Linked DNA regions of Homo sapiens: region 2 is linked to region 1. Evidence: chromatin loops called from intact Hi-C (ENCODE). Cell type or tissue: heart right ventricle. All regions are shown on one strand.

What was found. A loop is a pair of places that touch in the nucleus more often than their neighbours do. Peaks named below come from ENCODE experiments on the same cell type or tissue, not always from the same donor. Only the 100,000 strongest peaks of a DNase experiment are listed, where the experiment ranks them.
Region 2: a loop joins it to region 1, with 4 times the contacts of the local background. A loop is called at or near these places in 11 of 110 quality-filtered maps.

What each region holds. Positions count from the first base shown.
Region 1 is chr7:77,649,554-77,654,553 of GRCh38, forward strand. It overlaps LOC105375363 (a long non-coding RNA gene), which reads left to right and starts at 3,788. Exons shown (of 3, transcript XR_927695.3): 1 at 3,788-4,186; 2 at 4,306-4,444. In heart right ventricle, a CTCF peak has its summit at 2,195 (motif pointing right); no DNase peak of the experiment used is centred here.
Region 2 is chr7:77,907,936-77,912,935 of GRCh38, forward strand. It overlaps PHTF2 (putative homeodomain transcription factor 2), which reads left to right. Exons shown (of 19, transcript NM_001395272.1): 7 at 858-1,023; 8 at 2,310-2,474. It overlaps LOC124901682 (a long non-coding RNA gene), which reads right to left. Exons shown (of 3, transcript XR_007060398.1): 3 at 3,069-3,141. Among named protein-coding and RNA genes, the nearest start is that of DDX3ILA1, 80 kb to the right of the region's middle. In heart right ventricle, a CTCF peak has its summit at 2,401; no DNase peak of the experiment used is centred here.

The DNA of each region.
Region 1 (5,000 bases):
AATCTATGAAATCATTTTGGTTTAATATTAAATACAATACTAAATTGAATTAGCTCACTTTTATGCTGGTTTTAGTAAAGTTCTTGTTGCTTTTGGCCTTTTACAGAGGTATCTCCTAATTGCCTGCTTTTAATGGCTATTCTAGGTATCAAAAATTCAGATTATATTAATAACTTTCTAAATAATGGTGTATAAAGTTAATTTCAGTTTTTTAGTACTTTATTCTTCAATTCTGGGTCTTCGTTACACAGCCTTAAAGGCCAGAAATTCATGTTTTCATTCTGGCAAATAGAGAACTGCAAAGGCTTTAACCCAGATTTTGGCATATTTCCACTCAATAAGCAACCCTTGCATATTGTGCTAAACATGGAAAGTAGATCTAGTTTTGAACATAAACTGTATTTTTAACAGATTTGCTGCAACCTGTTCCCTTGTCTCCAAGGTGCATAATTCCTATAAAATATGCAAATGACCAATATTCAGATCGTAAATAATTTGACCAGTAAAAGCAGCAATGCTTGGGTAGCTCAAGGAGATAGTCTCTCTGTTCTAAAGTACGACAAATCTGAGCTTTGTTGAATTAGTGGGGGAAGGGAATTCCAAAGATTCCAGTCATTTTACATTTTGTAGAGATAACGTGGCATAAGTGCTGTTATCATGACTTAATGTACTAGTATTTGTAACTTTAGAACTCTTGCCAATACTTCAAAAAGAACATATTTTTAACTTCTACAGATTTATACCCAAACAGCCAATATGAAGTAAACAAGAAAACAATGTATATTTCTCCTTAAAATATGTTTTTCTGAAAATCAAGGACCAAGGAAATGTTTTTCTGATCACAAAATTCTACAGTAGGATTAGCAGTTTAATGAAAATTCAAATGTACAAACTTTCTGCACATTTGCTTCTAAATTTTAGCTTTGTCTATATACAACCTAGAATATTTCTTTTTCTTTTTCTTTTTGAGACAGAGTCTCACTCTGTCACCCAGGCTGGAGTGTGCAGTGGAGCAGTCATGGCTCACTGCAGCCTTGACCTTCCAGGCTCAAGCAGTCCTCCCACCTCAGCTTCCCGAGTAGCTGGGACCACAGGCGCATGCCACCACGCCCAGCTAAGTTTTGTATTTCTCAGTAGAGATGGGGTTTCGCCATGTTGCCCAGACCGAACTACTGGGCTCAAGCGATCCTCCTGCCTCGGCTTCCCAAAGTGCTGGGATTAACAGGCATAAGCCACCATGCCTAGCCTAGAATGTTTACAATATCTTCCAAAACAATGTGAAAATTGTTAAAGTGATTTAAATAATTTTCTGTATTAGGCTAAGTATTTACCTTTCTCATTGTATTTGAAGGAAGTACACAGTAACATTTTGCATGCAGTTTCTATGCTAAAATTTTTAAATACCAGGATAATACATAGGTATTATAGTTTGGAAGATATAGAGATTAGCTGATGTTAACGTTAGGAAAGAAGGGTTTTTTTGGTTTGGTTGGTTGGTTTTTGTTTGTTTGTTTGTTTGTTTGTTGAGATGTAGTCTTGCTCTGTTGCCCAGGCTGGAGTGCAGTGGCATGATCTAGGCTCACTGCAACCTCTGCCTCCCGAGTTCAAGCGATTCTCCTGCCTCAGTCTCCCAAGTAGCTGGGACTACAGGCATGTGCCACCATGCCCGACTGATTTTTGTATTTTTAGTAGAGATGGGGTTTTACTCTGTTGGCCAGGGTGGTCTCAAACTCCTGACCTCGTGATCCGCCCGCCTCGGCCTCCCAAAGTGCTGGGATTACAGTCGTAAGCCACTGTGCCCAGCCTAGGAAAAAAGTTTTTTAAAATTAAGACTCTATATGTACACATTTCACTGTTTCAGAAAAGTGAAATGCAGTTTATAAGGAATTTTCTGTTGCCATTCAGAATAACAAAATATTCTTAGATCTTTTCAACCTAAAATGAGTAGTCCATTTTAATAATTATTCTACCTACCAATATCACTTTCCATGTAATAGAAATAAATTGAAATTCATAGGTAGAAGCTTTACGTTTAGACTTTATTTTCATTTGAATTGACTTGAATGTAAGGCCAGAGATTTTTGCAAGTTGGATTCTTTGACTAAGGATTCAAAATATTGATAGCTTTTAGCAGTTTGAGTGGCAGTAGGGATTGGAAATGTCATCTAACTCTTTTGCCATTCCACCAGAAGAGGGCAGCAAAGCAAACCAAGAGGAAATTTATGGGTCAAAAAATTTAGAAAAGTCACTCGAAATTCAGAGAGCTTAGTACAAAAGCTTGTTTGGGTGGCTTCAGTGTTTGGGAGTGTATATGAAGTCCCTACTGCCAGAGGCCCCATAGACCATTTTGCAAGAGGCTTGAGCAAATCTTAAAGCTTAAATATATGTTCCTGCAGACTGAGGCCTGTCAAATAAAAATCATTGACCTTGTTGAATGCTTTCCGTGTGCTAGACACTGCTAATCTCTGTATACATATTTATTCAAACTTCACAAAAACCTCATGAGGTAGACTGTCTTATGAATGAATCTGAAAAATACAGACTTTAGATAATGTTTATAAAGTCACACAAAGTAGTACAAAGCCACAATTTAAATCTAGCTCCTATTCTAAAATCCTCACTCTTAACTACTGACCCTATTATATGCTTCTACATTTCAGAGAAGATAGGAATACAGGCTTTAATGGATAAGAAACATATGTGCTAGTTAACTCAGTTGAAAAAGGGGCTAGTTAAGTCAAGGGTCACTGATAAGCTTTATTTTATTTTATGATTTATTTATTTATTTGAAACAGTCTTGCTCTGGCGCCCATGCTGGAGTGCAGCGGCATGATCTGTGGTCACTGTAACCTCTGCCTCCCAGGTTCAAGTGATTCTCCTGTCTCAGCCTCCCAAGTAGCTGGGAGTACAGACGCCTGACACCATACCCGGCTAATTTTTGTATTTTTAGTAGAGACAGGGTTTCACCATGTTGGCCAGGCTGGTCTCCAACTCCTCACCTCAAGTGATATACCCGCTTCATCCTCCCAAAATGCTGGGATTACAGGCGTGAGTCCAAGACACACACACACACACACGCACACACACGTGTGTATGTATGTATGTGTGTGTGTGTATATATATATATATATTGTGTGTAATTTTTTTTTTTGAGACGAGACTTTATGGCCAGGCTGGAGTGCAGTGGTGCAATCTCGGCTCACTGCAACCTCCCCCTCCCGGGTTCAAGCGATTCTCCTGCCTCAGCCTCCTGCGTAGCTGGGACTACAGTCACACACCACCGTGCCCAGCTAATTTTTTTTTTTGTATTTTTAGTAGAGACGGAGTTTCACCATGTTAGCCAGGATGGTCTCGATATCTTAACCTCGTGATCCGCCTGCCTCGGCCTCCCAAAGTCCTGGGATTACAGGTGTGAGCCACCACGCCCAGTCCCCAAGACATATGTTTTAAAGCCTATGAGTTCGCCAGGCATGGTGGCTCACACCTGTAATCCCAGCATTTTGGCAGGCCGAGGCGGGTGGATCACCTGAAGTCAGGAGTTAAAGACCAGCCTGGCTAACATGGTGAAATTCCATCTCTACTAAAAATACAAATATTAGCTGGGTGTGGTGGCAGTCCCCTGTAATCCCAGCTACTTGGGAGGCTGAGGCAAAAGAATCGCTTGAACCCGGGATGCGGAGGTTGCAGTGAGACGAGATCGCGGCATTGCACTTCAGCCTGGGCAAGAGAGCAAGACTATGTCTCAAAAAAAAAAAAAAAACAAACTTCTTGAAGCTGGGCGCAGTGGCATGTGCCTATCGTCCCAGCTACTCAGGAGGCTGAAGTGGGAGGATTATTTGCGCCCAGAAATTTGAGGCCACAGTGTGGTATATCATCTGTCAATAGCCACTGCACTACAAACTGGGCATCCTAGCAAGAACCTGTATCTCCAAAAAAAAAAAACTTGAAAAGTGATTAAGACTATCCACGTGTTTTTTCTTACTGTTTCTGTCTACTTCCTAATCTGCAGATCTGCAAATGGAATAAATGCAAATGGGATAAATGCAAAATGGAATAAATGTCTGGCAGAAGTCAGAATCTGGAATTTTTACCAATTTTGTCCAATTTAATTTTACAGTCAACTTGATCAGCTACTGAGGTGTGTTGGAAGTCATAGCCACAATATTTTGCAGCTCCTCCCATCAAGGTAGTGTTTGTTTTCCCAGCCCTAGTATTTGAGCTGGCCTTGTGCCTTGCTTTAACCAATAAAATGAGCAGATGTGTTTCTGGGCTGGTTCTGAGACCTTAAGAGACCTTCTGCTTCAGTCTCTTGGGGTCCTGCTGGCATGTAAAGAAGCTCAGGCTAAGCCATGGACGGATGAGAGACCACGTGGGGAGATTCCCAACAAGTCCCAACCCACATCACATGGAAGAAAGTCATACAGCAGCGCCCTCATGCAGAATGGTGAGAAATCATTAAGTGTTCTTTTAAAGTTATGTTTTATAGTAGGTTTCTAATTTATTATTTTTTCAGATGTAGAGATGGGGCCTTGCTATGTTGCCCAGGTCGGTCTTGAACTCCTGGCCTCAAGCAATGTTCCCATTTCACCCCCTCATCGTGCTAGGATTACAGGCACGAGCCACTGCACCTGGCCTACGGTAGTTTATTATGCAGCAATGTATGACACAAACAATTACAATAATGGAGAACAGAACATAAGTTAAATCTACAAATATTTCATGTAGATTCTACTTTTTTCCTATCCACTATCACTTTTCCACTGTTTGTAGGTGTATAAAATCACCTTGTGTGTCCCTTCTCTTTTCCTTTCCACAGCACGGTACTGGTAATGAACAGCAAAAATGTCAAAAGGCTGTAGCTAAATGCCAAAGAATTTCCAAAGTCTTAAGCCTTAAATAATCAGAAATGTGCCTGCATGTTTGATAAAACTCTCTAAGAAGCTCTTAAGTCTGGGAAAGCATTTACCCAGACTGTAAAATAGAAAGGCATTCTAATAGTC
Region 2 (5,000 bases), 260 kb after region 1:
TCTTGCTGGTCACATTCTTAGGTTGGCTCTTTCTAGGTGGTGGCTAAGGTGGCCCCTAGCAATTTCATTTTTTCATAGTCTTTAGTGTTTGTGATCTAGGAGAAAGGTCTTGAAGCACCTATATTAGTCCCTGAAAAAGACTGATTGGCCCTGCTTAGGTCACTTGCCCATCTTTTTATAAGCTTTTGTATTCAGACTTACTAAGACTGTGACAAGCCTAGGTTACATGTCTATCCCTGAGGTGGGAGAAATAAGAATGTATGATTGATGGATAAAGGAGGGAGACGAAGGTAAAGAGAGTTTATGTCCAGAAAGTCTAAGGGATGCTGTGTAGGCAAAACAAGATTTCCCTTCATGTAGTAATAGTTAGCATTGATGGATGTTTAGTGGTTTCTCTGGAAACTATGCCTAAGTAAATTTGTTATTAATTCTAAGGAGATAGACCTCTATTAATAAGAAGCTCTTTGTATCTGTATGATACACTTATCATAAGATTTCTTTATTTGTAAAACAAAGAAATAATGTACTTGAGGTTAGGGTAGTTCTTTGATTGTCTGTGATGTTACTTAGAAATGTCCTTTGATTCATATGCATCTAATTTACGTTGCAGCGTTGAGGTGTAGTTTAGAGACTATGTTGGGTGTTGTCTTGTTCCGAGAGTTTATTACTAAATACCATGGTTAGGCTGCGGCAGACAATAAAACAGTCTGAGAGAGCTTGTCTCTATAGTAATATTTTAAACTCATTTAAATTTAGAAAAATATTTTGGCAAAAAATAATGTAAAAACAATTTTAAAAGTTTTGAAGAGGTGACTATCAGATCTATAATTAAGCATATTTTCTTTCCCTTTTTATAGTTGCTGCAATAGTATTATTCTGCTCCACTTCTAGCCCACACAGCATACCTCTGACAGAGGTGATTGGGCCGATATGGCTGATGCTGCTCCTGGGAACTGTGCATTGCCAGATTGTTTCCACAAGAACACCCAAACCTCCTCTAAGTACAGGGGGTAAAAGAAGAAGGTACTGTTTTTTAAAAAGTAATCTTTTTGTACATTTATGTAATTTGAATCTACGATTGTTCTTGACTCCTCTTACCTTCATAGACTAAAATCTTATCTTGTAAGGTTGCTGTTTCAAAAAAACACTGAGCTTCAGAATCAATTACCAGATGATTTAGTTTCCATATTTGCTTCAAGGCCATTTTAAGACCACATGCCTGTGTTTTTGTTTCTTTTTTTTTTTTTTCCTTGAAGCTCATTTATAGTCACCTAATATCAATGTAGACAATATATGTTAGCTAGATTGTTAATAATTCCTACTACTTATAAAAATCTTGTATTTCTAATAGAAGATGCTTTGGCAAAAACAAAAACCTAGAAAAAATTTCAGCTAAACTGTATTTACTAAATGCTATTTGGTTTTGTTTTGTTTTTTTTTTTGTATTTTTTTTGAGACAGGGTCTCACTGTCTCCGTCACCCAGGCTGGAGTCCAGCTCACTGTGGCCTGGACCTCCTGGGCTCAAGTGATCCTCTCACCTCATCCTCCTGAGTAGCTGGGAATACAGGTGTATGCCACCCCACCTGACTAGTTTTTTTATTTTTTATTTTTTGTAGAGATGGGGTCTCACTTTATTGTCCAGGCTAGTCTTGAATTCCTGGGCTCAAGCGATCCTCCCACCTCGGCCTCCCAAAGTGCTGGGATTACAGGCATGAGCCACCACACCTGGCCACTAAATTCTGTTTGAATCTGTTTAATATTACCCTTGATTCAGTAAATATAGCATATCTCACTGGCCAATCAGCACACTGGAGTTTGTTTTAAGGTTCTTTTGGAGCAGGTCCTCTTTTGAATATCATTGCTAAGAGATTGTGACATTTGTAGTTTTTTGGTGCTGAGATTTAAGCCCATCTCATTTTTAAAAGATAATACATTAGATAAATAGCAATGTCCATAAATTAGATTATAATTCTCTCCAATCTAAATTTTCTTCTTTCTTCATCTGCAGATAAGTGGCATTCAAATAGGGAAGAAATGCTTTTGTAAATATCCATCCAATGCAATCCTTTCAATCTTCTGTCCACTGACCTGCCACTATAAGCAAGGACCAATACCTTAACATTTCTAGAAATTGGTCTTGAATATGCATCATGATATTTGGATTAAATTTTATCTAGTAAATCTAAATTTTATTATGTGTTAAGTAAAGTTCCTGTGTTTATGTTTTCCAAAATTTTGATTGTACTACTGAGAAAGTGGTTATTAAAATATTAAAGCTGCCTTCCATTCTTAATCTCTTCTGATGAAGGAAATTAAGAAAAGCAGCCCATTTGGAAGTACATAGGGAAGGAGATGGTTCTAGTACCACAGATAACACACAAGAGGGAGCAGTTCAGAACCACGGTACAAGCACCTCTCACAGCGTTGGCACTGTCTTCAGAGATCTCTGGCATGCTGCTTTCTTTTTATCAGGGTTTGTATTTATTTAAGGTTTTATATGGCATAGAGATGGCACTATCCTTTTTCTGGCACTTCAGTCTCAGGTAATGAATATTAATTACTTTAAATGTGACAGCCTCATTATGGATTTTGTTTTGATAAATTATAATAGTATAGATAATGGAAAAATAGACACTGTAAACTTTATTTGGCTCATGTGTACATACATCTATACGAGAATGAATATATCAAAGCATATTTAGCTAGGATTTCCTTTTTTTTTTGGGACAGAGTCTGGCTCTGTTGCCCAGGCTGGAGTGCAGTGGCACGATCTCGGCTCACTGCATCCTCTACCTTCTGGGTTCAAGTGATTCTCCTGCCTCAGCCACCCGAGTAGCTGGGCTTACAGGCACGTGCCACCACACCTGGCTAATTTTTTGTATTTTTAGTAGAGATGGGGTTTTACCATATTGGCCAGACCTCGGCCTCCTAAAGTGCTGTGATTACAGGTGTGAGCCACCGAACCCGGCCAGGATTTCTTGATTTTGGTTTCTTTTATATTTCTGAAGTACTATTTTACTTGTGTTAATTGGTTAATTTATTTTTATCACCGTTTTGGGTCAAAATTGGCTGTATTAAAATGTCATGTGAATTGTATAATTTTTTTCTTCTAAGTTCTTGCCTCAATTATCCAAAATTATCTGAAATAAAACATATAGGCATTGTTACTTAAGTGAATAAAATGTATATTATAGTATGTGATTCTACTTTTGTACAATGTACCATGAGCATTTGTGTACTATACAAAAATGGCTTTTTGCATACAACTATACAAAAATGGCTTTTTGCATACAACTATACAAAAATGGCTTTTTGCATACAACTATACAAAAATGGCTTTTTGCATACAACTATACAAAAATGGCTTCTTGTATAGTTTGTATAGTTGTACCATCAATGAAGACTTACCAAATAGGAAAATATAATTACAGCAAACATTAAAAAAAACCTAACTCAAGCTTGTATTATTATTATTATTATTTTGAATATTCAGAACACTTAAGGGTTGTATTACTAGTTTATATATACCTATAATAAATGTGAAAAAAGTTAAAAGGCTATGATCAAAATATTGAGTGTAACTGATGAAAGGTACTTAATCAAGAAAAGGGATATTGCAAATAACTATTCTGTCACTTTGTTAACTCCACTAATACCATATTTCATCAATTTGTGATTGTGCTCTTAGGATAAAGTTTATCATGCATTACAGAACTAAGCAGTTATATCCAGGGCATATTTTCGTTGATTGTAATTTTGGGGAAAGTTTTCCAGATTTTAATAGTTTACAGTAACATGGCATTAAGTGAAAATCCTTTCTATTCCAATCACCTATTCTTCCTCCAGGGACAATATGTTTTGTTTTCGTTTTTAAACTTGGGTTGAATTCTGTCTATATCTCTCTCTTCTTTAGTCTTTTAAAAAAAATGTTTTGCACATAACTAACTTGGATGTAATATAGCTCTCCTTTCTAACTTTGGCATGCAACAATTTAGTCACTGCAAAGTCAGTTTCTTGAGCATTTCCAGATAAGCAGTTATAAATAGCGTAATGGATATATTTCACTTTTTGGGAATCATTCTTTTGTTTTGGTTGTCTACAACTGATATTATGTGTAGTATTCAGAGTCCCCCTAAAACTAGCAGGGTTGATACCTTTGGAAGTTTACTATGTTTCTCTTATCAAATGAGATAGAGACTTAAATATTCCTCCTGTTGGGCAGCAGCATGACCATGATCATGACTGCCATTGCAGTGGCTGTCCATTATAGTGGCGAACTCACTCTGGATTTATTCTCTTTAATCATGACAGCTGTACATCTAAATATTTTAAAAGATGTACTGTGTTTATCTCATTTTGGGGCTGGTTTGCTAGCATATGAATGAGACTTTTATTAGGTACAAGTAGATCTTAAGAGAAGTGTTAATTTTAGAAGTCCTAAGCTGAGTTCAGAGATCTTGATGATATTTTCTTCTTTCAGGCTTTGTTAAGACAGGAAGTGCTTAAACTAAGCACTTATCAACTAAGCACTTATCAACTTATCAACTAAGACTTAACAAAATTGTTTCTGGTGATAAATTGAAAAGCTGGATACTTCCGTTAAGTTATCTCTGTTAACATAACTGATAGGAAAATAAATTAATAACCACACAGATACCTAAGCTTTGTGTATGGTATGTTGATGGTTTTCTAGATGTTAGGTTGAGAACCACTATTCTATTTTTGTATATATATATATTTTTAACCTATCTCACTGCACACTGAGAGAACCACCTTTTTTTTTTTTTTTTTTTTTTTTTTTTTTTTTTTTTTTGAGACAGGGTCTCACTGCTGTAGTCCTTGGTGGAGCGCAGTGGCGTGATCATGGCTCCCTGAAGCCTCAACCTCCCAGGCTCAGGTGATTCTCCCACTTCAGACTCTCAAGTAGCTGGGACTATAGGCATTTGCCACCATGCCCAGCTAAGAGAACCACTATTTTAAAACCCTGTATTTATAAGTT